Linked DNA regions of Homo sapiens: regions 1, 2, 3, 4 and 6 are each linked to region 5. Evidence: chromatin loops called from intact Hi-C (ENCODE). Cell type or tissue: GM12878. All regions are shown on one strand. Region 1 has its middle 11 kb from the start of ULBP3. Region 2 holds the start of PLEKHG1 (pleckstrin homology and RhoGEF domain containing G1). Region 3 overlaps PLEKHG1 (pleckstrin homology and RhoGEF domain containing G1). Region 4 holds the start of LOC105378052 (a long non-coding RNA gene). Region 5 overlaps PLEKHG1 (pleckstrin homology and RhoGEF domain containing G1). Region 6 has its middle 33 kb from the start of IYD.

Region 1 (5,000 bases), 740 kb before region 5:
CCGGGCTGAAGTGCAGTGGTGCCATCTCGGCTCACTGCAACCTCTATTTCCTGGGTTCAATTGATTCTCGTGCTTTAGCCTCCTGAGTAGCTGGGTCTATAGACGTGCCCAACCACACCAGCTAATTTTTGTATTTTTAGTAGAGACAGGGTTTCATGATGTTGGCCTGACTGGTCTTGAACTCCTGGCCTCAGGTGATTCTCCCGCCTTGGTCTCCCAAAGTGCTGGGATTATAGGCGTGAGCCACCACACCTGGCCAGATAATTCTTAAATCTAAAGTTGCGAGGTCTAACCCAGCAGTTACTAGCTACATGAGGCTATTGAAAGGTTGAAATGTGACTACTTTGAATTGAGATGTACTGTAGTATACGGTGCACACCAAATTTCAAAGGTTTAGTATAAAAATGTCAAATGTCGGCCAGGTGCAGTGGCTCACGCCTGTAATCCCAGCATTTGGGAGGCCGAGGCGGGCGGACCACGAGGTCAGGAGATGGAGAACATCCTGGCTAACACGGTGAAACCCCGTCTCTACTAAAAATACAAAAAATTAGCCGGGTGTGGTGGTGGGTGCCTGTAGTCCCAGCTACTCAGGAGGCTGAGGCAGGAGAATGGCGTGAACCCGGGAGGCGGAGCTTGCAGTGAGCCAAGATCGCGCCACTGCACTCCAGCCTGGGCGACACAGTGAGACTCTGTCTCAAAAAAAAAAAAAAGTCAAATGTCTAATTATTCATTTATCTATTGATGACATGTTGAAATAATAGTTTTGGTTTAAAAAATGGAGTTAAAACATATTGAGTTAAAAATATTGTAAAAATGTATTTCATCTGTTTCTTTTTATTTTTTCAATAAAAATATTGAATATTCTAGTGAACAATAAAAATATTGTTCACTAGAATATTTAAAATTCCCTGTGTGGCTCACACTTGTGGCTTGCATTATATTTCTATCAGAGGACTGATCTAGAGGTTCCATGTATCTTCTGTCTCTGTTGCACATTTCAGCTGGTTCTCATTTTTGCTATCTTATCTCCCTATGTGGTTGGTTATCTTTGTCTATGTTCTGGATACGATGTTTTAAAAATTGCTGTTGACAGAATATAAAGTGTAGGATGGGCTGGCCATAGTGACTCATTCCTATAATCCCAGCACTTTGTGAGGCTGAGGTGGGGCAGATGGCTTGAAGCCAGATGTTTGAGACCAGTCTGGGCAACATGGTAAAACCTTGTCTCTAGTAAAAATACAAAAATTAGCTGGGCATGGTGTCATGCACCTGTAGTTTCAGCTACTCGGGAGACTGAGGTGGGAGGATCACCTGGGCCTGGGAGGTGGAGGCTGCTGTGTGCTGTGATCGTGCCACTGCACTCTAGCCTGGGTGACAGAATGAGACCCCATCTCAAAAAAAAAAAAAATAGGATGATATTACCTTCCTCCAGAAATGAATTTCATTTGCTTATATCAGGCACTTTGTAGCTATAAAATTGCTTGAATTTTGCTGCAGGAATTGAGATATTTTGGGACATTCAGAAGCCTTGAACCTGGACTGCCTTCTGTTTGAAGACTGGTTGATCTTCAGTCCACCTTTACTCCGAGGGTCCAGTCCCACTCTTGGCAGACTCTGGACTCCAACATCTGTTTGCATAGCCCCATGAAGCCATCCAAAGCCCATGTGAGCCACTAGGATCAAAAGGCTGCTGACTCTTTACCACATCACTACTGCCACAGTTAGGAAGCCACCAAGACAAGGAAGGAATCCATCCATAATCAGAAACCTACCACCCTCAGAAGCCACATCCGCTGTTGCCTGCTCCAGACCCCACTGTGCCTGCGAAGATTTTCAGCTTCAAAGTGGATGCCACGTGCCCTGCTCTCAGCACCTCAGAGCCAGCGACCAGAGCCCAAGACCTCAGCTAATGCTGCCCAGAAACCTGAATATCTCCCCTGCTGGGCTTGGCAGCAAGAGCAGCAGATGCCTGGTCCCTGCTGCAATTCCCCCACATTAGAGTGACTGAATCTGCACCACATCCTGACTCTGGTTGTAAAGGAGTCTGGGAAATGTAGTTTTTAGCTTTCCTGTTTCTGTAGTATAGGAAGGCACAGCAGAAAGCAGGTGAATGGATTTATCCTTCCCCCATCTGCCCTCCAAGTACATACAATTATAATACCATTTGGTTTAAGTTTCAAAATATGCAAAATGATACCATATCTTGCTTACTGATATATCATACACGTGTAAATTCATGTACATCCATACACCTGTATCCATGTATCTACATATGTGCATATCCATATCTAAGTATACAATTGCCACAAAGACAGTAAGATCAGTAGTGGTTTCAAGCACCGGCCCTGCAGTCAGACTGCCTGCTTCAAAACCTGTGTTTGTGTGACATGGAGCATGCACGTTTCCTCAGTCTTGATTGCAAAGCTTATGCTTCTCTGTGTGTAAAATAGGCATCATGATAGTACCCACCTCAATATATTGCTGTGGGCCTCAAATAAGCCAATGCCTGTAATAGACTTAGCATGGTGCTTGGCTCGTGGTAATAAATACTCAGTGAATTGTAGCTCTTTCCATCATAGATAGCAGAAGGCCTAGGTGGTCAACCCAACTCACTGTATCAGCCTGACAAGCCACTTAACTCCTCCGGGTGTTCATTTCTTGTCTTTCAGATGAGGCAGTTGCCCTAAATGAGGTGAGTTCCTAAGCCAATGTCTCCAGGTCCTTAGGGGAGAGTGAGGTTATTTCCTTGGCATTTTATGGTGGGCATTGGAGAATCTGGCTTCCAGAGTTTTTATTGTTATTTTTTTCTTACAAACTCTTGTCGTTCTAACTTATCTCTAGATGCTACCTGAGAGAAACAGAAGATAAAACTACCACCAGGACGCACCAGCAGCATGACACAGGGCCAGTGACTTCGGCTGCTAAAATCAAGACGTACACCAGAGGGCGCTGCAGTTAAAGAGCGAGGCAGAGGTGAGCGGGCTGCCCGGGTCCAGTCTCCTAGGGTCTAGAAAAGCTATGAGCACAGGCCTTGGGGAGGCGGTAGGAGGACCTGAGGCTTCCATGAAAACCAAGGGCAAACATACTGTTTCATTCAGGCTTCGGCTACCTGGATGTGTGTTCCTCGGGAGAGTGGTTGTGTGTGGTTTTCGCACACCGATATGGATTGTTCTTATAAAGCTGAAAGGGCCACGTTCATAAAACAAAAATAAATAACAAAAATAAAAGCTTTTATCTTTTGCTGTGAATTCTTTTTTTTTTTTTTTTCTGAGACGGAGTCTCGCTCTGTCACCCAGGCTGGAGTGCAGTGGCGGGATCCCGGCTCACTGCAAGCTCCGCCTCCCGGGTTCACACCATTCTCCTGCCTCAGCCTCCCGAGTAGCTGGGACTACAGGTGTCCGCCACCGCACCGGCTAATTTTTTTGTATTTTTAGTAGAGGTGGGGTTTCACCGTGTTAGCCAGGATGGTCTCGATCTCCCGACCTCGTGATCCGCCTGCCTCGGCCTTCCAAATTACAGGCATGAGCCACCGCGCCGGGCCATGAATTCTTAAATAATGAAAAGTGCCTGCAGACTTCTCCTACTCGGTGAATGAGAAAATGTCCATGTTGGCACCCCGTCAAGAGGATAGGTTTTCACAGTACTTAGGGGAGACAACCTCCAGAAATAAAATAACCTTGTGGCAGTTTACTCACAGTGACTTCAGTCCTCAGGGAAAATATGGGCTCAACAAACTGTACACTAGGACTATAATAAATATTGGAGATGGATAATAATTAAAATATAATTTCAGTTAGTTGAAATATTATTCCATCAAACCATTTTTAACTCCAATACAGATATACTTTTTGAAAAAAAAAATGGAAATACAGGCAACTTCATAGAAAAAAGGCCCTCATAAATGTTAAATTTAAATTTTTTTTTTTTTTTTTTTTTAGACAGGGTCTCTCTCTGTCACCCAGGCAATCTCAGCTCACTGCAAACTCTGCCTCCTGGGCTCATGCAATCCTCTTGCCTCAGCCCCCAACCCCCAACCCCCACCCCCTCGCGGCAGTAGCTGAAATTACAGGCATGTACCACCACACCCAGCTAATTTTTGTATTTTTAGTAGAGATAGCATTTCACCATGTTGGCCAGGCTGGTCTTGAACTTCTGGCCTCAAGCGATTTGTTCACCTCGGCCTCCCTAGAAAACATTTAAATTATCTCTTGATAGCTGTTTGTGTGAGAGGTGTTTATACTGTCGTGTGCTGTTTTTTCTGTTAACATAATTTCAAGAAAACAAATGAAGATTTTTATGCAAATAACCTTTTATAATACAATAAACTGCCCTTATGGAGGTTCAGAAATGATGAAAGTTAGGCAAATGAAGCCTCATAGATAACAAAAGGGTTCCCACTAACTCCTGCCCTCCATCTTAACCTCGGCACTGCGTGTTCAGAAAATCAGAAGGCTGGAAACTCTTACCAGTTCTAACTCAGTGGATGGATGAGGGATCCATCCATCCCACAGAGAGAACATATGAAAATTCCAAAATCTGAGCAGATACCTGCACAGTGCATTAGCTACCCTACAAAAGGAAGTGCTTAAATACAATTTTTAAAATGTTTTGGTTACTGGCTGGGCGCGGTGGCTCTCACGCCTGTAATCCCAGCACTTTGGGAGGCTGAGGCGGGTGGATCACGAGGTCAGGAGATTGAGACCATCCTGGCTAACACGGTGAAACCCCGTCTATATAAAAAAAAAAAAAAACACAAAAAATTAGCTGGGAGTGGTGGCGGGCACCCATATTCCCAGTTACTCGGGAGGCTGAGGCAGGAGAATGGCGTGAACCCGGGAGGCGGAGCTTGCGGTGAGTGGAGATCGCGCCACTGCACTCCAGCCTGGGCGATGGAGCGAGACTCCGTCTCAAAAAAAAAAAAAAAGTTTTGGTTACTAAGAGCTATCAAAAAGAAGTGTGGTTGCTTTTCACAAGAAGTTGACAATAAACTTTTTAGTGAT
Region 2 (5,000 bases), 210 kb before region 5:
TCTTATTTAAATCACATACAGCAACTCTATGAGGTAGGCACTATCATCATCATCATCATCATCATCTCCATTTTACAGATGAGGAAACAGACAGAACACAGAGAGGTTAAAGCGTTCTCTCAAGGCCACACAGCTAGCAAGTGGTAAGGCTGAAGGTCTGTTAACAACTAAGAGTGCAATCAAATCCACCACCAAACCTAAGGGGGTCCACAGGCGACCCTGATACGTCCGACTTTGGCGGGAGATTAGTGTTAAGAAATGACTTCACATGCCTTTAACTGTCGCTGCAGGCACCTTTGATTGGAGTCATAACTTTACTGCAGAGCCGGTGCCTTTAAACATCTCTCTGGCTGTCACCGGTTATTCTTTACCTCCGTTTCCACTTTTACTTTCTCTAGGCAAAGGTCGTTTGGTGCTTTAACCGAGGTGATTAGGGTAATGACGCCTGAAGAACACCGGGCTTCCCCCTCTTTTCACTTGATTACCGGCAAAGCTTCTATGTAAAACTAGAATGTTCACTAAAACCATGATTTTGGGTATTATTTTAAAGGACTCACATAGGAAATTATTACGTCCAAAGGAAAGCTAAACCTGAAGAGCTAGGAAAATGAAAAAAAGTGATGTGTCTGCGAAAACAGTAGCAGAATTAAAAAAAAAAAAAACTTTATTCCCCCCGAAGCTGTAATTTGACTGTTCTCTTTGGCAAGGCTCCAGAGACAAGGCCAAGTGCCTAATTTCTCTTTCTCTTCGCCCCCCTCCTCTCCACCTTTTTCACCCTCAGGGCAGAGGGGAGGCGGGACGAGCGATCCACTGCTCCGGCCGCCGAAGCTGGCGTCTGGGCGCGGGGAGGGGCGGGCCGGGGCGCGGCCGAGCAGTGGGGCCGAGCCCGAGGAAGAGGAAGTCGGAGCCCGAGCCTGAGCCCGAGCCCGAGCCCGACGGCGGCTGCAGGGCGCTCCGGCAGCCCGAGCCGGCGCAGCGCAGCCCGCACCCTCCCCGCCCGACCTGCGAGCGCCGCCCGGGCATGCGAAGCCGTCCCTCCCCGGGTAAGCGCCGGTCGGGCCCGGACGCCCTGGGGACTTTTCCAGGGATGGGAGGGGGGACCCGGGGACCTCCGGCGGGAGCCCCACATCCGCAGGTGGGGCCGGGCGGAGCGTGGTACCCGGGCCCCGCCGGCCCCCTGCGCGCCCCTCCGCAGTGGGGACGGAGGGCCTTGGGGGGCGCCGAGCGGTGGGGACAGAGGGCGCCGGGGGCACCGCGCGGTGGGGACGGAGGGCGCTGGGGGGCGCCGCGTCTCGGGGGTCGGAGTCGGGTCGGGGATGCTGCCCGCCGCCGCCCCGCTTGGGGTTCCGCGCCCCCAAGTTCCCGGTGCTCCCGCCCCTCGCCCCAGCGGCTGCAACATCAGCGCGCAGAGGAGTTTCTGCGAGCACCCGGGAGTTGTAGCCACCGCTTCCCCACCCCCGACTCAGCAGGACAGCCCCAGAACGGGACCCCACAGCCAGTCAGCTGGGTCAGCTCCCCAGCAGCGAAGCCGGGAGCCCGAGGACCCGGGGACGCGCGGTGGGGGCGGCGGCCGAGCTGCTGCGGCGCTCAGGGCTTGGGGGCGCCCCCGTTCTGCAGATGCGCTTTTCAGGGGGTGGGGAGTCAAGAGCCTGTGGCTCTTCCGTCACGGGGTAAACGGTAACACCTGGGCGGCCGCGACTCTGCGAGCGTTCTGGCCTCGGCGGGCGGCGGGGAACCGCAGTGATGCCCGAGCTCGCCCCTTTTGTGTCCTCGCGGTGAGCCCCGTTCCGAAGCCGGAAGCTTGGGAACGCTCTAACTGGGAGAACGGCGCTCGGCTGGTCAATTCATTCCGCTCCTCGGAAACAATGAGCTGGATCCTTGACTTGAATGTGCTGGCGGAGCGGGGTTTGTAAGCCGGCGTTTCATCCAGCTCTGGTCCTCAAGGCGCCCTTTGTACCACCCGCAGGTGGCCGAGGCTACTGCACGTATTTTCGAAATCACCGAGTGTGGGTGTTTGGGGCAGGTATCACCCCGCGAGGACCATCTCAGACTGAGAGTTGGTTTAGGAGTTTTGAACAGATTGGATACAGAACTATATTGTGTTTTGTATTTAGACCGGGGGAAAGACTAGAATGTTAACTCTAGGGTCCAGTTTGTCATCTAACAGAATTCCGGGCTTGGGTAGGTCCTGTAATGCGGTACAATAACAACCAGGTGTTAAAACCGGCATCTTCTGGATTCTCAGATTCTGTAGACAGCATACTTCTAAAAAATGTAGAGATTTTGGATTTTGATTAAATTGCTGTTAAAAACATTTCCAAGCCCATCATTTCAGGAGATCAGAAAATTTTCGAACTTTAATTTTGCCCTGTGGGACCCTGGGCAAGATACTTGCCTCTGGTCGTCTTGGCTGCCTCCCTTATAAAGCAGTGCACACGAACCAGATAGCTTCTACGGCCTCCTGCTCATTCCTCATCCCCCTCCCAAACCCCTACCCCCTGTAATTTGGTCTACAATATTTAAGACAGAGAGAAAAGTAACGGGTTGATGTTTGACTCTCTCAGCATTTTGAGTCTGGCTTCCCAATTCCTGACTTGACTTTTTGTCTCATTTGAGGTCCCAATTCTAAGCCACCAAACCACCTGACTAAAGAAACTTTTTTCTTCAGAGTGCTCCCACCTCCCTGGCTTCATCCTCAAATAGGTCATCAGTAGCAGTCCACAGTCAACAGCAATGGCTGCACGACCTTCCCCATCCTTGTGTAGCAGCCCCCCAAGTCCTCTGCTAAAGGGCAAAGCAAAGTGAGAAACAGTTACCTGGCAATCAGATGCCAGATAACTGCCCCGATTCTGCTCGTCCTTGGTGGCATTTTCCTGCTTCCCCTACTCTAAATGGGCACCCTGAATTAGGGGCACCAGCTTCCTTCAATGCCTTTAATATAGGTGACTGTCACCGAATACAGGCTTAAATATTTCAGTGGGGGATTCAGGCTGTAGTTCAAAGAAGTTAAATGATCATTTTTAAAACAATAGGAAGTGGCAACATAATTTTTCAAAACCAAGAATAACCAGTCCTATGTTGTGTTCCCCCTTTGCGGATATGATTTTTCAGTGATTTAATTAAGATCGAATGGTTCATAGTCTGTCCCATAAATATGGGAAATGCTTGAGTAGCACTAAATCTCTTGAGCCCTTCGTCAACCAAAAGCAATTCCTGAAGCTATTATCTTAATGGCGGCCGTTCACTTTTTTGCAGATTTCTTTTCCTCTCCACTCCTTTCATTGCTGGTGGTTGGTCTTTCAAGCAGTTGTCATCTTTTAATCCTCCTGCAGCATGATTAGGTCCCTGGAATATTAAACCCAGAAGGGCTCTTGGATGACCTAGTCCAGCCCTACATCTTAAAGATTTAGGAAGTCTGGTTAAGATCCAGTGATCTAGAATTAGCCTACTTGTGTGATGCTCACATCTACGTCTCTGTAGCTTTGAGACCTTCACTTCTTTAAGGAAATTACTTAGATATGGATTATTTCATAACCAGGAAAAGTAAAAATCATAGTTGGTGTCTCTCGGTTTTCTCACCTTTCCTCATTTTCACACCTTTCCTCCTTTCTTCTCCGCCCTTGTCTCAAGTTATGCCAAGGATTAAATGAAATGATTCGTATCAGTGTTTGGCACATATGGTGTGCTTTGAAGATGATTGTTGTTGATAAACCAAGTCCCAGGAGTGTATGATTTTGCAGAAGTTTATACATAGCTCTGGACTGTCAGAACTGTGATTTAACCAAGGTTCTCTTCTCTCTCCCCTGCCCCTCTTGAACTGCACTGCCTAAGAAATGTTGGTTGCATGGAGACATATTTTTAATTAAATGTAATGGTTCAGTCTTTAAGAAAAAATTATAGATCGAGACCATCCTGGCTAACACGGTGAAACCCCGTCTCTACTAAAAATACAAAAAATTAGCCGGGCGAGGTGGCGGGCACCTGTAGTCCCAGCTACTCAAAAGGCTGAGGCAGGAGAATGGCGTGAACCCCGGGGGGCGGAGCCTGCAGTGAGCCGAGATCGCGCCACTGCACTCCAACCTGGGCGACAGCGAGACTCCGTCTCAAAAAAAAAAAAAATAAAAAAAAAGAAAAGAAAAAATTATAATCCCTTGTCTCTTTTGACTTAGGAAAAATATGGTTTCTAATGCGAAATGTTGGTGTATTCAGGCAGGGATGGGAAGGAAAACATTTTTTAGACAAAGGGTCTGTAAGCAACCTCATGCTTGTGTGTGGCAAGGCATCTCAGATATTAATGTTTCATCACAGGCTTGCATCAATCTTGCTTGATAAAATTAAAAGCTGATCCCAATCCATTCGGTCATTCAGAGTCACGGGCAGTCTGTGCCAAGTAGAATTTACTGACAGAAGAGTCAGCTTTCAAGTGATTAAGAGATGACTACATCTTCAGCTTTATATTGTCTATGCTGATGAAAAGCAATAAATGCTTTAGCTGAGAAGACAGAAGTATATGGCTAATCACCTAGCGATGGGGCCCAGGTTTGCTGTGGAATACCTGGGCCATAGCGTATCTAATGCTGCAAAACAGCTTCAGGTATGCCTGGGTGATTTCCAGTCCAGTGATTAGGAGTTGACTGTGTATCTAGAATAGTCTTCATGTTTGAGGCTGAGTATCTTTTCAATATGTAAACCTAAGGTTAAAAAAAACAAAAAACAAAACCAAAAACACTTTTTCTGATGAGATACAAGCCAAAGTAAAAATTTCCACATCTAAACATCCTTTGGTAAATATTGAATTACCGTTTGATGGAAAGCTAAATCCTGCTGGATTCGTGGATCCGCAAATCCATAACTCTCCTCTTCTTTTCCCCTCCCTTCGTGGTCCTAGAGGGAAGGCAATTTGAAGAGTGTTAATGGTAGGCTAAGTTTTTTAAAAATTCCATCTACACCCACTTGTAATAACCTGATGGGAGGAGAGTCAGGGCTTTCACTCGGTCTTT
Region 3 (5,000 bases), 130 kb before region 5:
CATCCACCTGCTATAACTGGCAAACTAAGGATGACAGAGTGTTCAATGATGCTGTTCAACTTGAACCCTGAGTTGACACACGGACCCCTCTGCGCTAGTATCCAGGGCATAGGACGTCTGAAGGAAAGATGGAGCCATTCTTGGTGGGGCGGAAGAGGCAGGAAACTGCTGCCTGGACAAATCGTGTTCTGGGCCAAAGCATCACAGGCGAGTGAAATATGGGAATATTGAAGGGGCCTGGGATGGAGGTAAGATGGAGCGATCCTATGGTTTGGCACCTGCAGCCAGGGTGGTGGCAAGGGCAGTGGCAAGTAGTGGGTTTCATGGAAGGATAAAAGTATCAGGCAGCCTCCTCGGGCGGAGACCGCAGGTAGATGTCCCTGGCCTCTGGGACTGTCTTCACCCAACAGTCTATGTGCTGGGTACATACGCTATGCTGGGCACAAAGAAGGCTGTGGTCCATGACTTCAAGAAGCCCTCAGGCTAGTAAATTGGCATCTTCATATTATCCTTAGATCCAGGCTGACAATGTAAGCAAATGTGGAAAGCGTTAGAAAATGCAGGCTCCCTGGCACTATCTTAGACCTCATAGAACAGCCATTTCAGAGCAAGTCCTGGGAATCTCCATCCCATTAAGTGCCCCCTGAGGCTTGGGGATAGATAGTTGCGTGAGACAAACTGTAGCAAGTAAATCATCGCAACAAAGTGCGAGAAGTACTGTGATTGGCTGTTTCGGGAATGACGAATGCACAAAGGAGGTTCTCCTACGTGGGAAATCCAGGTGCGGCTTGGGGACTAGTATTTGAAATTTCAACTGGCTCCATCTGCCTACTTTCTCACATACCTCCATATGCTGTCTGGTGGCTGATGGCAGCAGCTGTGCAGGGGTTTCAGTGTCTGAATTTGGGCAGTTTGCTGTGCTTCCGAAATGGTTCTGGCCAACCCTGTGTCTCCCCTTGGACTTCTGATTGGCCCATGGGGGATGAGGATTTTTGGATCTGTGGCAGCAGTAATGATCGAGGCCTCCAAGAAGAGCACCACTAGGAGGGTGTTAGTAGATTTTTAATAGCCTTCATACCGAGTCCTTTAGATGTGTTTCTTTTCTCAGTGTGTCCCTTTTCATGGCGGGGGGTTGGGGTGTATCTTACAATAAGACAGGTTTGGGATGGGGGGAAATGACTTCATGGGCTTGCTGTTGAGCTGCTTCCCTTTGCATCTCCGGGAAAGGCGTGGTTCACCCGCAGCAGGTCCGGTTAAGGAAGCACGTGTGTGCTTTCAGCATCGCTGCGTTTTCTCTGCCACTTCACCCTAAGGATGGGGTCAAAGTTGCTTCTGCTTCTCTTGATAGAGGCTCTCTTCAACTCCCTACCACTCCTAATTCTCAGCCCTTGCAGTTTCCTGCAGTGGAACACGAAGTTCCAAAGAGATGGTTCCAGGTGAATGCACAGCTGTGTTCCCACCTCCTGATCCTGTCTCCAATGAGTGACACTGGGCCGTTCTTCAAGATCTCTCCTTAACCCCCTCTTCCAAGACAGGACCAAACCCCACACTTGAGCACTGGGCTCCCCTGCTCTCTTCCCTGATGCCACCCCACTCCCACAGGGCGTGGCCCCAGCAGAAGACAGCTTCAGCCTGTTTTATTGACTCTGGGTGTGACAGGAACAGAGATTTTGAAGGCCTCTTTGCCCTTTTCCCTAGAGAGTAGGTGGCTTTGCCCCTGAGCAGCAATCCGCTGAACCCATCTGAGCCCAGCTCAGCCCTCTGTGGCAGAAGGAGCTTCCCGTGGAAAAGAGGAATCCCACTCCAGTGAGGAAGGAGAGGCACCCAACAAGGAGGCCCAGGACATGTGTCTCTCATCAAGGGCTGCCCCTCTGAGATGGTGCTGCAGGAATCCCGCCCTGAGATTGGGGTGTGGAGAGAATAGAGCCAATAGCTTCCTACTCTTCTACCATTTTAAAATCCCATCCTGCATTTCGACTTTCTCTCTGACCACAGTGATACTAAAGGTTTTCTGAATTTTGGAAAGGTCAAAATAATAAGGTAAATGTCAACAAAATGAATATGTAAGGTGTGTATCCTCAGAATACTCTTTCTTTGGTAAATTGTAGTTTTATTTAAATGTGATCAGTTTTAGGTGATACGGGGAATTTGCCTACCTCCTGCAGAAACTATCTTGATCTTATTAAATTAAATAAGATGTAACTAGGGAAGGGGGGAAAAAAGAGTGAAATCAGGCATGGATCATTCCATCTGTGTAACCCGTAAAAGTCATAACAACAGTAAATGATACCAAAACCTCTCAGGCTGCCTACAGCCAATTCAATCTCAACTTCTACCACCTAGGCTGAATGACTATAGCATACAGAGATGGCCAAGGGATTCTAGAACTTTCTAGAGCTACTTGCTCCTCCCCCTGTTTCAATGCAGTCATTGGTCACTGCCCAGTGTGCACCTGGCACCTGACCAGTAGGGGGCACACGGGAGCAGTGTTGTGTATGAGCTCAGCTCAGGCACCAGCTGGTCAGGATGAGGCACCTCTACCTGGGCTCCACAGGAGAGCTAATTAGGTCATTGGATTCGATTCATCTTTTAAAAGTCTTTGAGAGTTTACTTGATTCGGATTTTTATTAAATCTCTTAACCAACTTTCGTCATTCTCAAATGCCAGTATAATTCTGTGAACACTCCAAACATTAGAAATACTTTTCTTATATTGTAAACAAATTCTGTTTATGTAGAAGATGGTTCTCTTTGGAAAAACAATGCCTGAAAGCTCTTCCAATTTAGCAAGGAAAATAGTCTGAGAAAAGAGAAATAGGTATGCAGGTACATGCCCCGCCTCAGCCCTCCCACACGTGGTCATTTTTGCTTGTTGAAAAATTAGACTTTAAGTAAAAAATGAAGCATCGAGAATGATCACTCATATAAAGGAGACTGTGCTTTTATGATATTGGCCTTTCTCTTCTGTTGATTGACTTTATTCCTATTCTTCATTTTTATGTTTCCTGTTGTCTGTTTTTCTCTTGTCTCACCTCCCAAGCTTTCTTTCCCTGGGCCTCCCGAGGGAGGTCTGATAACGCAAGAAGGATGAGAATGTGGGCGGGAGATGAGGGCGGGAGGAACTGCCCGGACCTGTCAGCCTTGGGTGTAGCACCTGCAAGGAGGACATGATTCTCCTGCGGTGACAGCCTGACCGGGCCCCCCACCCACCAAGGCAGGACCACGGCGACCTGGGGAGCATGCTGCCAGCAGCTATGGTGGGGGCTTTGGTCAGAGGATGGAGGAATCGAAGCTCTCCTCAAAGGGCTGAGTCAAAACTTCTTATCCGACCGAGCCAAGATGGAATTGCAATTCAGGGTATGTTTGACACCTTGATGTGATTGTGTGGCCCTTTGTAAAGGGTTCAGAGGGTGATCATGAGCTTATAAGCTTTTCTCCACCTTCAAATGGAATTGACAAATCCAGAATCTGTTTTTTTCCTCAGGTTATCATAAATTGTGACTAATTTTACTTGTGGGAGGTCTATTTTCCTTTCCTAATCAAAGACTTCAGTAGTCACGTAATACCTTCAGTAGTCACATAGTAAAAGATTATTACTACCTTCTTTTTTTCCAGAGCTTTTACTTTAAGATGGAATTCTTGTTCTGTGGTATTTGTGTTTGCCTAGTAGGATGAAAAAGGTATACTGGCTTTTGGCAAATTTTAGTCTAAATTGCATCACTTTATTATGTCTGGAATGGGAGATGTGGAGAGTACTTAATTTCTGGGTTTTCTCAGTAATTCTTTTTATTTTCTGTTTTGTTACTATCGTTTTGAGGCAACAATAGAACTAGTGACAAAAATATAGCTTTCTTGTTAACTTAGTTCAAAGGGTTATTATGGCCTTTTTCTGAAATAAATTTTCATTAGAATGAAATACTTTGGAAATACCTGACCTCGTTCTCTTCTGTCTGGACCTTGGACTCCTTAATGGTACTTACTAGAAGGGAGCTCTTTGGTCTTGCCGACGATGGACCCATGGGAGGAACACAGTGCCAGCTGAGGAAGCAAGTCTGAGCATAGAAGTCATAGACTCCCAGGGGCTCTCAGAGCTGGCCTGCTGCCCCTCCATGCTCTCATCTGACCCCACGCCCTGAGAGTCTCCTAGGGAGTAAACACGAGTGTTCTTGCATTTCAACAAATATGTATTGAAAGCAAATATATACCAGACATTTTTTTAGGCAGCGGCATGCTCTGATCTATAGCTAATCTACTTTTAAGAGGTATAAAAAACAAATGTTATCATCTGTTTTGTTTGGACAGTGGTTTCCAGCCATACTTTTCAGGCTGGCTATATTCAAGAAGAGTCCAGCCAAGAAACTCTTTTGAAAATAGCCTGATAAGTATTCACTGCAAAATAGTAAATTTGTCATTTAACCAGGTATCCAAACGAGACAAGGCTGTTCTATGTTCTTAACTGCCAAAGGATGAGTGATTATTTGTAAAACCTAGGCATTCCGTAAGAAGTGCGAATCACAGTATTTAAAAAATTAATCATCTGATTTTGCTCCTTTGCTTCTCAGATGAGAAAACAGAGCTCAGGGAAGTTGATTACTGAGCTTCAGGCAGCACAGTCAATAAAGTGGCAAAGCAGGCCTGGAATCACATGTCCCAGACTCTTAATCTTACATTTTCTTCCTTTGTTTTTTTTTTTATTTTATTTTTTGAGAAGGAGTCTCACTCTGTCACCCAGGCTGGAGTGTAGTGGCGTGATCTTGGCTCACCGCAACCTCCGCCTCCCGGGTTCAAGTGATTCTCATACCTCAGCCTCCTGAGTAGCTGAGATTACAGGCATGCTCCACCATGCTTGGCTAATTTTTGTATTTTTTAGTAGAAACAGGGCTTCACCATATTGGCCAGGCTAGTCTTGAACTCCTGACCTCAGGTGATCCACCTGCGTTGGCCTCCCAAAGAGGCCTTCTCTCTTTGGGATTACAGCCATAAGCCACCAAGCCCAACCAT
Region 4 (5,000 bases), 880 kb before region 5:
TCAGCCACTATGGAAAGCAGTTTGGAGATTTCTCAAAGAACCAAAAATAGAACTACCATTTGACCCAGCAATTCCACTGCTGGGGATATACTTAAAGGAGAATAATTTATTCAGTCCAATAGGCCCGTATGTTCATTGCAGTGCTATTCTCACTAGCAAGGACACAGAATCAATCTAAGTGCCCAGGAGCAGTGGACTGAATGAAGAAAACCTGGTACATATGGACCATGGAAATCCATGCAGCCATGAAACACAACAAAGTCAAGTTCTTTTCAGCAACATGGTTGGAATTGGAGGCCATTATCCTAGGTGACCTAACACAAGAACAGGCAACTGCACACCGCAGGTTCCCGTTTATAAGTGGGAGCTAAACATTAAATACACATGAATGTAAAGATGGGAACCACAGACACTGGAGATCACTAGACAGGGGAGTGGGGAGGGGCACGTGGGCTGAAGAACCACCCACTGGGTATGATGCTTACTGTCTGGGATTATTGGGACCCCAAGCCGCAGCCTCCCACAATTGACCCATGTAACAAACCTGCACGTGTACTCTTTATAATAAAAGTTGAAAATAAAAATGAATAAATATGATGGCGAGGATGTGGAGAAATAAGAGCTCTTCTACACTGTTGGTGGGAGTGTAAATTAGTTCAACCATTGTGGAAGACAGTGTGGTGATTCGTCAAGAATCTAGAACGAGTAATACCGTTTGACACAGCAATCCCATTACTGGGTGTATACCCAAAGGATCATAAATCATTCTACTATAAAAACACATACACAGGTATGTTTATTGCAGCACTATTTACAATAGCAAAGACTTGGAACCAACCTGAATGGCTATCAATAATAGACCAGATAAAGAAAACGTGGCACATATATACCAGGCAATAGTATGCAGCCATAAAAAAGAATGAATTCAGGCCGGGCGCGGTGGCTCACGCCTGTACTACCAGCACTTTGGGAGGCCAAGGCGGGCAGATCACGAGGTCAGGAGATCAAGACAATCCTGGATAACACGGCAAAACCCCGTCTCTACTAAAAATACAAAAAATAGACGGGTTTGGTGGCAGGCACCTATAGTCCCAGTTACTCGGGAGGCTGAGGCAGGAGAATGGCGTGAACCTAGGAGGCAGAACTTGCAGTGAGCCGAGATTGCGCCACTGCATTCCAGCCTGGGTGACAGAGTGGTGAGACTCCATCTCAAAAAAAAAAAAAAAAAAAAAAAAAAGAATGAGTTCATGTCCTTTGCAGGGACATGAATGAAGCTGGAAACCATCATTCTCAGCAAACTAACACAGGAACAGAAAACCGAATGTTCTCACTCATAAGCGGGAGTTGACCAATGAGAACACATGGACACAGGGAGGAGAACATCACACACCGGGGCCTGTCAGGGGGTTGGGGGCAAGGGGAGAGAGAGCATTAGGACAAATACCTAATGCATGTGGGGCTTAAAACCTAGGTGATGGATTGATAGGTGCAGTAAACCACCATGGCAGATGTATACCTATGTAACAAACCTGCGCATTCTGCACATGTATCCAATAACTTAAAGTAAAATTTAAAAATAAAAATGAATAAACAAATTGACACGAGGCAAAAAAAAGTGGGTTTAACTGACACAGGCAAGAGAGAACTCTGCACTATAAACTCTAACCCTGCCCTAGAAAAATAAACTCTAGTCATTTAAAATAATTATAAGGTGTATGATCATAATTTTATAAAAATTGAAGATGATTCTACTAAAACCCTAACATTAAACTGTGCATAATGGAATTTCAGATGATTTCCACCTTGTTCTTTATTCCTTTTTTGTTCCATTTTCAAGTGACCTTTTTTGTTTATCCTCAGGAACTCATTGCTCCCAGCTGTCCCCTTCTGTACCCACCCTCTCCTTTTCCAGGGTCCGCCCCAGCCCTTCCTCTGACCTGAAACTATGGCTTCCTTGGCACTGAAGGCACAGGAGCTGCATTCAGCCTCGGGAGAGAGTAGGACAAGGGCAGGTAGTGGAGGTGGTCTTGGCGCAAACGAATCTAACAGCGCCCAGTCTCCATTGCAGATGGCTGCATTTCTCCACATGTTATCTACAAGCAAACCAAACTTACCCCTTTCCTGATTGGTTTCTCACTCTGCCCAACTCCTACTTGAAAATTCATATTCTTCCACCTAACATTTCTTTCTACTTCTTGTCTTCACAATATATTCTGATTTATTGTGCCCAGGAAACACTGGTCTACACCACATCCTAAGTTACCATCTAAAGTGTAGTGAACAAATGGACAGGAAAGAGGCCGCTGCCCCACTCACTGCCTCTCATTTATTCACTCACAGGGTAAGTACAGCCTCAGAACCAACAGTGAGCTGTGCTGTGGATACTTCTCTGAGGAAAACAGACAAAATCCGTGCTCCAGTGGGGACAGCAGGTGAACGTAATGAGCAGGTGCATTGCATCAGGTGTAGGAAAGTGACAGATGATTCAGGTGGTGGGGAGCAAGGTAATGGAGAGGAAGAGTGGGAAGGGAGTCTCCAGGTCCTCAACAGGCTAAACAGGAAGGACTCCCAAAAAAGTAACATGTGTGTCCTGGCTTCATGCCTTCCTGCAGGAGGCAGAGCCCATGAAATGTACTGGAGTGGTCCAGGGAAAATCCAGAAGGTGCCTTTGTAACATTTTCAAGACAACCCTATAAAAAAAGAGTACCCAAGAATGTATTCGTTAAGTAGTCAGGAGCAAACAATAAATATTTATGACCTAGCAATTTTATTGCCATTTAAGAAAATATTTCACATAAATTGAAAAAGTAGTATGTTTATTTCTTTCTTAAATAAGCACAAATGTTTACTAATGGACATGTGTACCTACTGGGCACTGAACAACTTCTCAAACTTTGGAAGCAGATTGGACACAGCCACCCTGATTTCCTATTTCATACCTATTTTTGCAGGGATTCTTGGTTTTTTATCACAGCAACTGTTGAAATCACAGATTGTAAAACTACAATGTCATCTAAAGCAATGGTGCATAGTCTGATGTTGAAACTATAAAATACTTTGGATCAGTACTTCCTGCGGTGTCCAGCAGATGGCACCACTAATCTTTCAAATATTTCAATAAGCCCAGAGGGTTTGCTCACAGTGAGTTTGTGACATCATGGCGGATGAGACAATTGTGACATCATGGTGGATGAGACAATTGTGACATCATGGTGGATGAGAGATCAATAAAGAGTTTATTTCAGGGGATTGGGGCAGTTCCTCTCACCCTGCAGATCAAGATGCCCTGAGGGCAAAGAGCAGAGGGGTGCTCTCTGGTGGCCCAGCAGTTCTGCCCCAGGGGAGAGGTTTCTCTTTTACTACCGCGAAAACCCACAGGACGCTGCTTCATCCCAGAGCCAAGGATACCAGGAAGGAAGGTCAGAGTGAGGAGGTGTCTGAGTGTTTCAGATCACACAGTGACATACTGCTTGATGGCTTCAGAAATCCTTCATGAGCTGGGAGACAGCCCCAGAGGTGACAGGTGAGTGGGTGGGATGGGACAGACACAAGAACTCTCGAGATGACACCCACTTTCTCCCGTGTGTTTATGTATGTCTGTGTGTGCACGTGCGTGTGTGTGTGTGTCTGTATTTGTGCATGAACGTTTGTATGTTTGTATGTGTGTGTCTGTGTGCCTGTGTGTGTGCATATGTGTGTGTGCCTGTGTAGTGTGTGTGTGAGACTGTGCATGCGACTGTGTGTGTTTGTGTGAGACTATGCATGCATGTCTCTCTGTGTGTGTGAGACCACATGTGCATATCTCTATGTGTGTGTCTGTGTGTGTGTGGGAGTGTATGCTATATGTATATGTATGAATGGTGACTTGATTTCCTGTGAAGGGAGACAGGGACCCCAGGACAGGTTCCTGCCCACCCCTCCTTCCCTACCTTCCTTCCAGATATTCCCTCCTCCCTGTGGAAAGAGTCTACCCCAGTAACTAAGGGTTCATTACTGCAGACTTCTCATAGCTCCCCAAAGTTCTATGATATTTGCACCCCAGGCCTCCTCCTCATGCTTGTCCCTCTGCTGGGTGCCCTGTCTTCTCCTCCCACCTGGCCACACTGTATTCTTCCAGTTTCTACAAGAGCAGTCTGAAATGCCACCTCCCAAGAAACCTCCATGCAACTTCCCAAGCAGAATGAGTCACCCCCTCTTCTGCCCTTTCATAGCCCCAACCATCTCGAGGACAACACATCAGCAGCAGCAGCCACGTAGATGTTTGTTTCTGTACCTGGATTCTAAGTGCCTGAAGGACTGGACATATCTGGTTTCTAAGTTCCAGGAGGACTGGACACATCCATCACCCACGTGTAAACCCAGCACCTAGCACAGTGCCTGCCATACGATAGGGTTTAAGACGCATGGGAGGAATCTAATCATCAGACTACCAAAGGGCTGCTAGAACTCAGAAAGGGATCCCCATCATTTGGGGGATGGGATAAAGGTCTTCATTTCTGTTCTTTCCAGCACCAACCTCCATGGCTCCACTCATCCCTGCTCCTTCCTCCTATTAAGATTGGCTGGTCAGGAGAGGGGTAGGGGCAGGAGCAGCTATACCTGGTCTCCTCCACCATCCACGGTGGGGTGCACTCTTGGTGGGACCTGGTGAGCATGACAGCACCTGGGCCTAGGGGACCTGGAGCCTCCACAGACCCACAGAGAGCAAGAGGAGCTGTTCAGCCACTTGCAGAGACAGCCAGAGAGTGCTTCAAGGACTGCGTGGAGCTCTGGAGAAGCAGGGAATTCAGGGCCCTCTTTTGTGAGGCATGAGAAATTTAGGCAGGATCATGTCTACAAAAGAGGCTGTCACTTTGGCTTATCAATATTTTCACCTCGTTACCCCTTCCAGATCAGAATGGGTGCTTTATTTGTTTTTATGGATTATTGTGTCAACCAAAACGAGAGTTCAGAGTCACTCTAAAGATTTGAAACTCCTTCAAGATTTGATGAATGCGCAT
Region 5 (5,000 bases):
GGGCAGATCACGAGGTCAGGAGATCAAGACCATCCTGGCTAACACGGTGAAACCCCATCTCTACTAAAAATACAAAAAATTAGCTAGGCGTGGTGGCGGGTGCCTGTAGTCCCAGCTACGCGGGAGGCTGAGGCAGGAGAATGGCGTGAACCCGGGAGGCGGAGCTTGCATTGAGCCGAGATCACGCCACTGCACTACGGCCTGGGCGACAGAGTGAGACTCTGTCTCAAAAAAAAAAAAAAACAAAATGGACCAGTCACTAGAGATGACTAGAATAGCCTGTGAAAGACATCAAAGACCCAACTGAGGCTGGCCCCCATGAATCAGTGTGATGACGTCATTTCAAAATCTGCTCAGCAGCTTGGAAACTACTGGTGAAAACCGTGGTGTGTGTGGGTTCCTCCAGGTTGGGAACCGGCAGAGCTGGTAGGGGAAGGTTCCCAGGGCGGGGGTGGGGAGGGTGCCAGTGAGCACGCAGTTGCAGTAATTGGGCATGACATTAGGCTGAGTGAAGAGGAAAACCAGCTGGCGACAGAGGCGTGGGGTGAGGGACTGCAGTATTGTCATAAAGCCCGGTTCAGCAGGACTTAATGTGAGAGAGAAGGAAATACCCTAATCTGTAATTGAAGAAGGGACTTTTGGAGTCCTGCCTTAGAGGTGGGACGGTTTTGAGTGTGATCAGGTTCTGGAGGTGGCTCTGATTCTGTGCTGCTGCTCTGGAGTGGAGGAAAAGGTCATTAGAAAGTGGTCAAGGAACTAGGGTGGTGGGTGGATTATTCACATGGATGGTGAAACAGTCCAAGTTGGGGCTGGGAGGAGTGAGGTGGAGCAGACAATGGGATGATGATCATGAAAATTGAACTGGGTGGAAAATAAGGGCTGAGATTTCTGAGAAAGGGGACAGTCTGTTTTGTTCTCTGTATATTTTGACAAGCATTTGAAGCTTGTTCTCAGGACTGCCAGCAATGATTTGGTCCTCAGGAAATGAATGTGCATAGGTGTGGACTTGGACCTAAGCATGAGTTTTCATTTCGTCAGGGTGTTATGAGATGAAAGGGAGCTCATGCAGAGAGGGGACTGCATTTTCTTTATGATTAGTCATTTTGTTGCTGGCCTGGTGCCTTAGAATGCCCTTCTGAGCAATGGCAGAGTATCTTTGATGGGCCCCACCCATTGTTTACCTGTCTGCTGGGAAAATCAAAATTGCTAACAAGATTCTGAAAGGCAGTTACAAAATGAGACCCCCTTACATACCTGTCTTTCTCCCACGCTAGGCGTGTGTGCCTCAGGAAGTTCCCTTTAAGTATTCAAATGGTTAATATAGTCAATATAACATCGTACTTTCTCCCCAAGTTGTCGATCCTTTCTATCTAAAAACATCTTTTCAGTTACAACTTATTGAGCATACACACTGTGCTGAGTACTTTATATTCTTATTTCACCCTCACCAAAATATGTTATGAGGTAGTTCTTATTCTTCCCATTCTAGAAAAAATAAAAACAGAGGCTGAGAGACATTAAATAAACTGCCCAAGTTTATATAACTAGTACATGACCAAGCCTGGATTGGTCTATCTGGCTCCAAAGAGCATCCTAACCACATTATTCCCACTGGCAATAAAAACACCTTTTTTTGTTTTGTTTTGTTTTGAAACAGCGTCTCACTCTGTCACCCAGGCTGGAGTGCAGTGGTGCAATCTCCATACAAGAAAAAGCACACTGCCACCTCCACCTTCTGGGTTCAAGTATTCTTGTGCCTCAGCCACCCGAGTAGCTGGGACTACAGGCGCACACCACCACACCTGGCTAATTTTTGTATTTTTAGTAGAGATGAGGTTTCACCATGTTGGCCAGGCTGGTCTCGAACTCCCGGCCTCAAGTGATCCACCTGCCTCAGCCTCTCCCAAAGTGCTAGGATTACAGGCACAAGCCACCACACCCAGCCTCAAACACGCTTGTCTAATATACTTTATTCACTATAATGTAATCATAATTTTCTATTTAAGCAGGATTATCATTAAAGTGAACTTTCCACATCTTTCCTCGAGATTATTTCTTATTTTCCTAAAGTTTTCAAAATGTATTTCTATTATTTCTGTGAAATGAATGCATAGTGGGAAATTTTAAACATCAAGAAATGTATCACCAGTCTAATAATGTCAACACAGCTGTGGGAAACTCATTAGTTACAGCCTCCCAGCTGCCTTCCGTTCTTTTAATTCAATGATGGTCCTTGGCTGACACCTAGTGGAAATCCTGGAAACAGTACTTTAAAAATTAAATGTCCAGACAAAAAAAAATTCTTGAAGTCAGCTTTACAGATACCAGGGAACTTCTTGGAAATAGCCATATTGCCCATTAGTATATGTGGTAAATAAATTTAACTCTTCTCCAAATTAATTGAAAATAAAGGTGAAGGTATTTTGCATTTTATATATTAGTATGTTTCTGTAATTGCACTTCCCAGAGAGAGACTGAGCTAACATTTGTGTTTGCAAGTAATTTCAACTCATAATCTCAAACTCTGAATGTATGAGAGAGATAGCTATCAGGTTACAAAAATTGAAGCATTTGTTTTCTCTAAGGTGACTGTGTTGAGGCTCCCCCAAGCCCCACACTTTTTCACTAAACGTGATCGCCACTTAGCCGAAATATTTGTACTGGGATATCACAGATGGTAGCAAAATAGAGTAAAATTATTTTAAAAGTTATTTTTAGCATAGTGTTTTGTAGGTTAAATTATACTACCCTTAAAAAATGAAAATAACTTTAAAGAGGCAAGAAAGGCTACAATCCCCTAGGACAGTGGTCTTCAACCTTTTGGGCACCAGGGATTGGTTTTGTGGAAGATAATTTTTCCACGGATGGAGGCAGGGGGAGGCTTTTGGGATGATGAAAGCACATTACGTTTATTGTGCACTTTATTTCTATTACTACATGGTAATATATAATGAAATCGTTCTACAGCTCACCATAATGTGGAATCAGTGGGAGCCCTGAGCTTGTTCTAGCCCTGAGCAACTAGACAGTCCCATCTGGGGGTGATGGGAGACAGCGACACCCCAAGTGTGTTGCTTATGTCCAGTCTGCTCTCATCTTATTTTGGTCACTGTCACTGCAGAAAACCCTGCTTCACAAAGATAGGATGTTGGAAATGGAAGCAGGCTTTTGTGCTTTTGTGGCAATCTCAGGATATTCGCCTGGACTTTAATCCAGAATGTAAGGAGGTTTGAAGTTGTCTCAAACATACTTTTTTTTTTTTTTTTTTTTTTTTTTTTTTTGAGATGGAGTCTCATTCTGTTGCCTAGGCTGGAGTGCAGTGGTGCTGCAACCTCTGCCTTCCCAGGTTCAAGCAATTCTCCTGCCTCAGCCTCCTGAGTAGCTGGGATGTCAGGCACACACCACCACGCACAGCTAATTTTTGTATTTTTAGTAGAGACGGTTTCACCGTGTTGGTCAGGCTGGTCTTGAACTCCTGACCTCGTGATCTGCCCGCCTCAGCCTCTCAAAGTGCTGAGATCATAGGCGTGAGATACCACGCCCGGCCTCAAACATACTTTTAAGGCCACCAGATGCAGCTGTACAATTGAAGTACATCAACTCACTTGCCACGATAAAGCCTGCCACCAGATGCAGCTTAATTGCTCCTTGACACTCACTGACAGGGTTTTGATATGAATCTGCAAGCAATTGATTTATTATGGTCTCTGTGCAGTCAAACCTCTCTGCTAACGTTAATCTGCTCCTCAGTGCTAGCATCACTGCCTCAGCTCCACTTCAGATCATCAGGCATTAGATTCTCACAAGGAGTGCTGCAACCTAGATCCCTCGCATGCATAATTCACAGTAGGGTTCACACTCCTATGAGTATCTAATGCTGCCACTGATCTGATAGGAGGCAGAGCTCAGGCTGTAATGCGAGCCATGAGGAGCCACTGTAAATCCAGACGAAGCTTCTCTCGCTTGCCCACCACTCACCTCCTGCTGTGCGGCCCAGTTCCTAACAGGCTACGAACTAGTACTAGTCTGTGGCTCGGGGGTTGGGGACCCCTGCCCTAGGAGAGTGGGTGGAACTCACCAGTTGAGCTGATCATTGAATCCTAATGACCATTCTGAAAGAGAGGCTCCCTGATCCCACTGTCCAGTTGAGCTCGGAGAGCACCCACCTAGTGAAGTGCCTGAGCTGGGATCACAGACATTGTCCTTCAGGGCCGTCTCACTCTGGGAGATTCTGGGGCACACAGAAGAGATGGGAGGTGCAGGGAGTTGGGGAAACAGAGAGACTTAGCTCATGATAATCACAGCATTCTGCAGGAGGAAAGACAACAATGAGAGGAAACTTCCAGCAGCCATTTTGCAATTAACTCAAAATAGTTACAAGGCCATAGTGTCATGGTGAGGGCTGGTGATAAAGATACCAGGCTCCGTGCCTTGAGCTTTTGAGTCAGTAGATCAGGGTTGGGTGGCAAGAATCTGCATTTTTTTTTTTTTTTTTTTTTGAGACGGAGTCTTGCTCTGTCGCCCAGGCTAGAGTGCAGTGGCTCAATCTCGGCTCACTGCAACCTCCGCTTCCTGGGTTCAAGCGATTCTCCTGCCTCAGCCTCCCTGTTAGCTGGGATTACAGGCACCCGCCACCATGCCTGGCTAATCTTTGTATTTTTAGTAGAGACGGGGTTTCACCATATTGGCCAGGCTGGTCTTGAACTCCTGACCTTGTGATTGTGATCTGCCCGCCTCAGCCTCCCAAAGTGCTGGGATTACAGGCGTGAGCTACCGCGCCCAGCCGAGAATCTGCATTTTTAATAAGCTGGCCAATGAGTGCTGATGATCAGCCAGGCTTCGGAACCAGCCTCCCTCCCTCCTCTTTCACAGGATTGGGGGTGCAGTCTTAGCTCCGGTGCCTTGATGGTGTAGCAGCTATTACCCACTTGAGGGCGCTCATCTGCTTGAATTCCCTGCACTGTGTGTAAATGCTTAACATAAATAGCGAGTTTTTAAAC
Region 6 (5,000 bases), 480 kb before region 5:
ATAGTTTGTGCCAGGTGATAGTGGGTGAGTTGATAGTGTGCACGAGTTGATAGTGTGCACGTGATAGTGTGTGCACGAGTTGACAGTGTGTGAGTTGATAGTGTGTCAGTTGATAGCATGTGAGTTGATAGTGTGTGCATGAGTTGCTAGTGCACGAGTTGATTGAGTTGATAGTATGCAAGTTGATAGTGTGCACGAGTTGGTATTGTGTGCAAGTTGATAGTGTGCACGAGTTGATAGTTGCAGGTTGATAGTGTGTGCACGAGTTAACAGTGTGCAAGTTGATAGTGTGTGCATGAGTTGCTAGTGCGCGAGTTGATTGAGTTGATAGTGTGCAAGTTGATAGTGTGCACAATTTGATATTGTGCGCGAGTTGATAGTGTGCACGAGTTGATAATGCGTGCGAGTTGATAGTGTGTGCGAATTGATAGGGTGCATGAGTCAGGCTACTCTGATTACTGGCTTTGCCTGCACTGCCTGTTGCGGTGGCCACGCCCACCTTGCCTTTGGTGATTGAGTGTTGCCATTTGGCTTCTGCCATCCTGAGATCCAATTACTCTCATTGCCTTGAGATCTTCAAATTGTGTGACTGGGGTCCCACTGTAAGTTCTGATCTACAGAGAAGACCAGTCCCAGCACTCTTCAGGGACACTCCAAGGACTGTCATCACCGGTTTATTTTTTAAAGCATTTGCCACAGGTATGTCTTCTGGCTCCTCCCAGTGGAGGTGAGCAGGTCTTTAATGGCAAATCCACTCTGACATTCCAATCTTCCTAAACCCTGGAATCCCATCCCCTACCTTAAATCAAGGGAGATGGGACATTTTCAGTTTGCTCATGGCGGGCCATTTTTTGACCCACATTTCAGTCAATCAACCCAGCAAACTGTTAGAGCCCTTTCCCTCTCCCTGTGTGCAACACTGCACGCAGAATCTCTGTTTGGTGGGCCCACACCAATACAGTTGGCCGGATCCAACTTGATGTTCCTTCTACCATTATCCCATACCCTTGATATCCCTCCCTGCACACTCTCCCTGGGTTTCTGTCTGTATAAATTGGAAACATAAAGTAGTTTTTTGCAGTGTAGTGCGCTCCTCACAAGCCACACGTCGACCCTCACCTTTAGGAACCTGCTGGAACTTGAGTCTGGTCATAGGTCTAGAAGCAAACAGGGGTGAGGGGGGCGGGTTCTGAGGAGAATCAGCATTGCCTTGCATGGCAACTGCCTCAGGGGAGGCCATTCACATTTCCTCTGGCCATGCAAGGTGAAACCCCTCGTAGGGATGTAGAAAGGCTGGTATCACTGCTGGGTAGGAAGGCCACATCTCCCGGGTTGGGGACAGCGCTTCTGCTGGGGCTTGCAAAGGCCACTTTTGCTGATGGTTGCGAGGTCTCTTTCACTGGCAGAAAAGACTCATCAGAATTTAGGGTCTCAGTGTCCCCAGCTTCATCAGGGTCTTCCCACACATCTCTGATCCAACGGACAGGATTCTATTCTGTCTTAATCAATGCCCTCACTTTACCAGTCATAGTAACGCAGCCAGTCTCAGTCTATGGCCTTCTTGTATTTATTATGGTGATTTTTTTTCTGTGTGTCTGGTTGTAGGGGGATTTTCACATTGAAAGCCAAAGGGGCACAGCACAGTCTCTGTCCTTGAGCTGCACCCACTTAACCAAAGTCCTGCCAGGCAGGCCTCTACTCCAGGTCTTCTGACTGCCACGTTCATATTGTTTTCACTCTTCACGGTAGCCAGGGATCCCACAGCCAAGGCCTGGGGGAGCACCTGACTAGTCGGTCGGGAAAGACACAGCCCCAAAGAGAAAAACCCAGGAGAGAAATTAGAGGGGAAAGGTGTGATCATGTCAGGATTTGATGGCTACACTGTGGTTCCTCTTGGTGACCAAGACCTCAATTCCACGAGCATTTGCCAAACACCTTTTAGGGCAGGTAGGTTCCATTCCTATACTGCCATCAATCCATAGGAACACAAGGATGAGAAGAGATAGTCCTGCCTCAGGGGTTTCCTATCTGTCAGGGAAGGTAGGTGCACAAATAGCCATACTTCTACGGTTCATGTTAATCTTCCTTTATGCAAATCTTCAGAATACAGTGTGGTTGTTTAGATAGAATCTAATAGGACCATGTAGGATCTATTGTCTAATAGGTAATTGTGTCATGGAAAAATAAAATGTATTAATTCAACATTTCATGGAAACTTTGCAGCAGCTTCAATTGGTCCTGTTTGTACCTCTCACCCCACCTTGTGGCCATTTATCTGAGTTGCAAGGTCAGTTCTTGGGTGAATCCTCTTGGAAAATGAATTTGCAGATCTAAATGTATCTTGAAATGTTACCAAACGTCTCAGAGAATGACAGCCTAACTGTTGAATGGGACATCTTTTGTACTTTGGAGCCCTGGAAACTTCTCAGTACATTTTGTCTGGCTGTTTTTTGAAACTGAAAAATATTACCTTTTCGCTTAGGTGGTTTTCATGAGTTGATTTCTAAAGAGGAAAGGATCTTTTAAGTGTTTTTTCCAGCCATGTTTTGTTAGACCAAGACAACCAGAGAGACAGAGAGAGAAAGAAAGAGAGGAAGAGAGAGAAGAAAGGTGAGGAGAGGAGAGGGGAAGAAAGAGAAAAATTAATAAAATACAAACAGTAAAACAACAACAACAACAAAAGCAAAACCAACTATTTTTGAAAGCACTAAATCTTAAATAGCACAAAAGTAAGATATTTTGTTCCAAATATATGAAGGCATTATATATGGCTATCCCATCTATCAAGTGCTGTATAGTTTTATGATCAAGACGTATTTATTAAGTAGCCTTTTTTTCCTACTAGGCATGGTGCAAAGTGAGTTAAGCAGATTAATTCCAAAGGCTTAAAGTAGCAACACCATTATTAAAAGTTACTATTATTCCAGAAGGAAAAATAAAATAGGAAAAATTAGCAGTTTGTTATTAGGTGTAAATAGTGATAACAAGAACTCAAATACTTGTTGGTGTCAAGAGATCGGGAATGGGAACCTTCAGTCTTCAGCCATGATCTTCATCAATTGGTTTTCCCATTATATGAGATTACATTTTGACATTTTCCACTCCAAAGCAACTTTAAGTCCTGTCTTCCAACCAATTGCTGCTCCTAACTCTCTCCTATAGAAATTGTGGAGCCACCATCTCTAAACATCCTGCCTAACAGGACTTCTAGAAGTTCGCCAAAGGTCTCCTCAACCCCAGTTCAGTGATATAATTTTGGTTTCTGAAGAGTGTTGACATTTATGGATCGTCTGGTTGGAGAACTAAAGAAATTTCTGGCAAGTGGATACCACATTGACAAGGTGCTCATCAGCTGGGTGAGTGAGCCAGTTAATTACTCTAGTGTGACTCACAAGCCTGCCAGTCATTAAACAAAGCAGGCTGTTCATTGTGTTTAACTGCGAGATCTGCCAGACTCAACTCAAAAGGTGGTTTCCTTTAGCTGCAAACTGCGTGCAATTCAGATCTCTCATTCCCATGACCATAAGACTGCAGGCTAATGTGAGGTCAAAAAGTATTCAAAATATCTGGCGGAAATGCCTGGTTCATATTTAAAACAAAGGTTTAGTAAAAAGAAAAGATGAAAATGATTTGAAAGGGACTAATTACAATAACCACAAATGAACCAAATAACAAGTCAAAAATTTAGCAAGAAGTCCCTGAATAGCTACTTCCCTGAGTGGCTAAGATGGCAGGTTTAAAGAGATGTAATGTGGAAGATTATTTTAATGCCCAGGAGAAAACATATATTTCATTCATAGATAATAGATATAAAATCTAAATCAGATGGGCTCACAGAGAGAAGAACAGAGAGGTAAGGAAAAAGGAGGCAGTGGAGCACATTCGTTCACTCATTCATTCATTCATTCATTCAGCATTTATTTATCGAGTGCCTAAATCTATTCATTCATTCAGCTCAGCATTCATTTGAGTGCAGGTACTCACCTAGGCAAGAATGATACCAAAGCCAGAGAGTCTGTGTTTATGGAGCTTCAGCCTAGATGGAGGCAAGAACATGAATAGTGTCAGCTGGGACCATGGCTACTAGGAGAGGTAGCTGTGCCGTATAATATTTTTAAAAGGAACAAATAGGCACAGAAAGGCTCCTGAGAAAGTGACACTTGGGTTGAAAGGGGTTAATTCCTAGACAAGAGGAGAAGAGTCCTGCAGGTAGTGGGAACAGCATGAGGAAAGGCCCTGTGGCACGAGGAGCCCGGTGAGTACAAGGGCCTGTGAAAGAGCAGTGTGGCTGCGGCGCAGGCTGTGAGCTGGTAGGACCTGGAAGATGCAGGGCTCTGAGGGCCGTGTCGGGAGTGAATCGGTAACATGCTCTGTTCCCCTGCTCCTCTCAGAAAGTAAGTAGATCTCCTGCTTAGAGGAATGTGACAAGGCAGAAAAGAACTGCAAGGCTCCTCTGGCTTTGGTTTTCATAAAAAAAAGTGTTAGTGGGTGCCTAGTGTAGTGGCTCACGCCTGTAATCCCAGCACTTTGGGAGGCCGAGGTGGGCAGATGCCTTTGAGTCCAGGAGTTTGAGACCAGCCTGGCCAAAATGGTGAAACCCTGTCCGCCAAAAAATACAAAAATAAGCCAGGCATTGTGGCTCATGCTTGTAGTTCCGGCTACTACGGAGGCTCAGGTGGGAGGATCACTTGAGCCCAGGAGCTGGAGGTTGCAGTGAGCCGAGATCACACCACTGCACTCCAGCCTGGGTGAGAGAGCGAGACCCTGTCTCAAAAATAAAAATAAAAATAAAATAAAATAAAATAAAATAAAATGTGTTAGGGGAATGCAAGGGACTCCCAATTCAGGAAAAATGTTTAGAAGGTCTCCTTCCATTAAACTTGAAAGAGTTCCCTGGGGGCTGAGGAAGGAAGAGGAAGGTGAGGAAAGGGGTGGATGTGGGTGCAGAGGATCCCACTGAGAGGGTTCCTGCTCTCCACTCTTCCTAGAGAACCCAGGGT

What was found. Hi-C counts contacts between places; a loop is a spot of excess contacts. Peaks named below come from ENCODE experiments on the same cell type or tissue, not always from the same donor. Only the 100,000 strongest peaks of a DNase experiment are listed, where the experiment ranks them.
Region 1: a loop joins it to region 5, with 7 times the contacts of the local background. A loop is called at or near these places in 57 of 110 quality-filtered maps.
Region 2: it touches region 5 in a loop (2.3-fold over the local background); 46 of 110 quality-filtered maps call a loop at or near these places.
Region 3: it touches region 5 in a loop (6-fold over the local background); 24 of 110 quality-filtered maps call a loop at or near these places.
Region 4: a loop joins it to region 5, with 3 times the contacts of the local background. A loop is called at or near these places in 21 of 110 quality-filtered maps.
Region 6: a loop joins it to region 5, with 7 times the contacts of the local background. A loop is called at or near these places in 11 of 110 quality-filtered maps.

The regions. Positions count from the first base shown.
Region 1 is chr6:150,077,888-150,082,887 of GRCh38, forward strand. No RefSeq gene overlaps it. Among named protein-coding and RNA genes, the nearest start is that of ULBP3, 11 kb to the left of the region's middle. In GM12878, a CTCF peak has its summit at 2,945 (motif pointing right); a DNase peak (open chromatin) is centred at 2,974.
Region 2 is chr6:150,598,975-150,603,974 of GRCh38, forward strand. PLEKHG1 (pleckstrin homology and RhoGEF domain containing G1) reads left to right here and starts at 911. Exons shown (of 17, transcript NM_001029884.3): 1 at 911-1,043. RefSeq lists silencers at 399-458, 639-933, 729-1,208, 1,419-1,588. In GM12878, a CTCF peak has its summit at 1,964; a DNase peak (open chromatin) is centred at 384; H3K4me3 peaks cover 1,975 bases.
Region 3 is chr6:150,683,635-150,688,634 of GRCh38, forward strand. The region is part of intron 2 of PLEKHG1 (pleckstrin homology and RhoGEF domain containing G1); the gene reads left to right. Among named protein-coding and RNA genes, the nearest start is that of PLEKHG1, 86 kb to the left of the region's middle. In GM12878, a CTCF peak has its summit at 2,458 (motif pointing right); a DNase peak (open chromatin) is centred at 2,427.
Region 4 is chr6:149,931,257-149,936,256 of GRCh38, forward strand. LOC105378052 (a long non-coding RNA gene) reads left to right here and starts at 3,257. Exons shown (of 2, transcript NR_134598.1): 1 at 3,257-3,523; 2 at 4,212-5,000. In GM12878, a CTCF peak has its summit at 3,080 (motif pointing right); a DNase peak (open chromatin) is centred at 3,125; H3K27me3 peaks cover 237 bases.
Region 5 is chr6:150,813,077-150,818,076 of GRCh38, forward strand. The region is part of intron 11 of PLEKHG1 (pleckstrin homology and RhoGEF domain containing G1); the gene reads left to right. Among named protein-coding and RNA genes, the nearest start is that of MTHFD1L, 50 kb to the right of the region's middle. RefSeq lists enhancers at 284-383, 624-773. In GM12878, CTCF peaks have their summits at 2,246 (motif pointing left) and 4,929 (motif pointing right); DNase peaks (open chromatin) are centred at 505, 1,045, 2,225 and 4,945; H3K27ac peaks cover 1,954 bases.
Region 6 is chr6:150,333,058-150,338,057 of GRCh38, forward strand. No RefSeq gene overlaps it. Among named protein-coding and RNA genes, the nearest start is that of IYD, 33 kb to the right of the region's middle. RefSeq lists a silencer at 2,116-2,410. In GM12878, a CTCF peak has its summit at 2,268 (motif pointing left); a DNase peak (open chromatin) is centred at 3,494.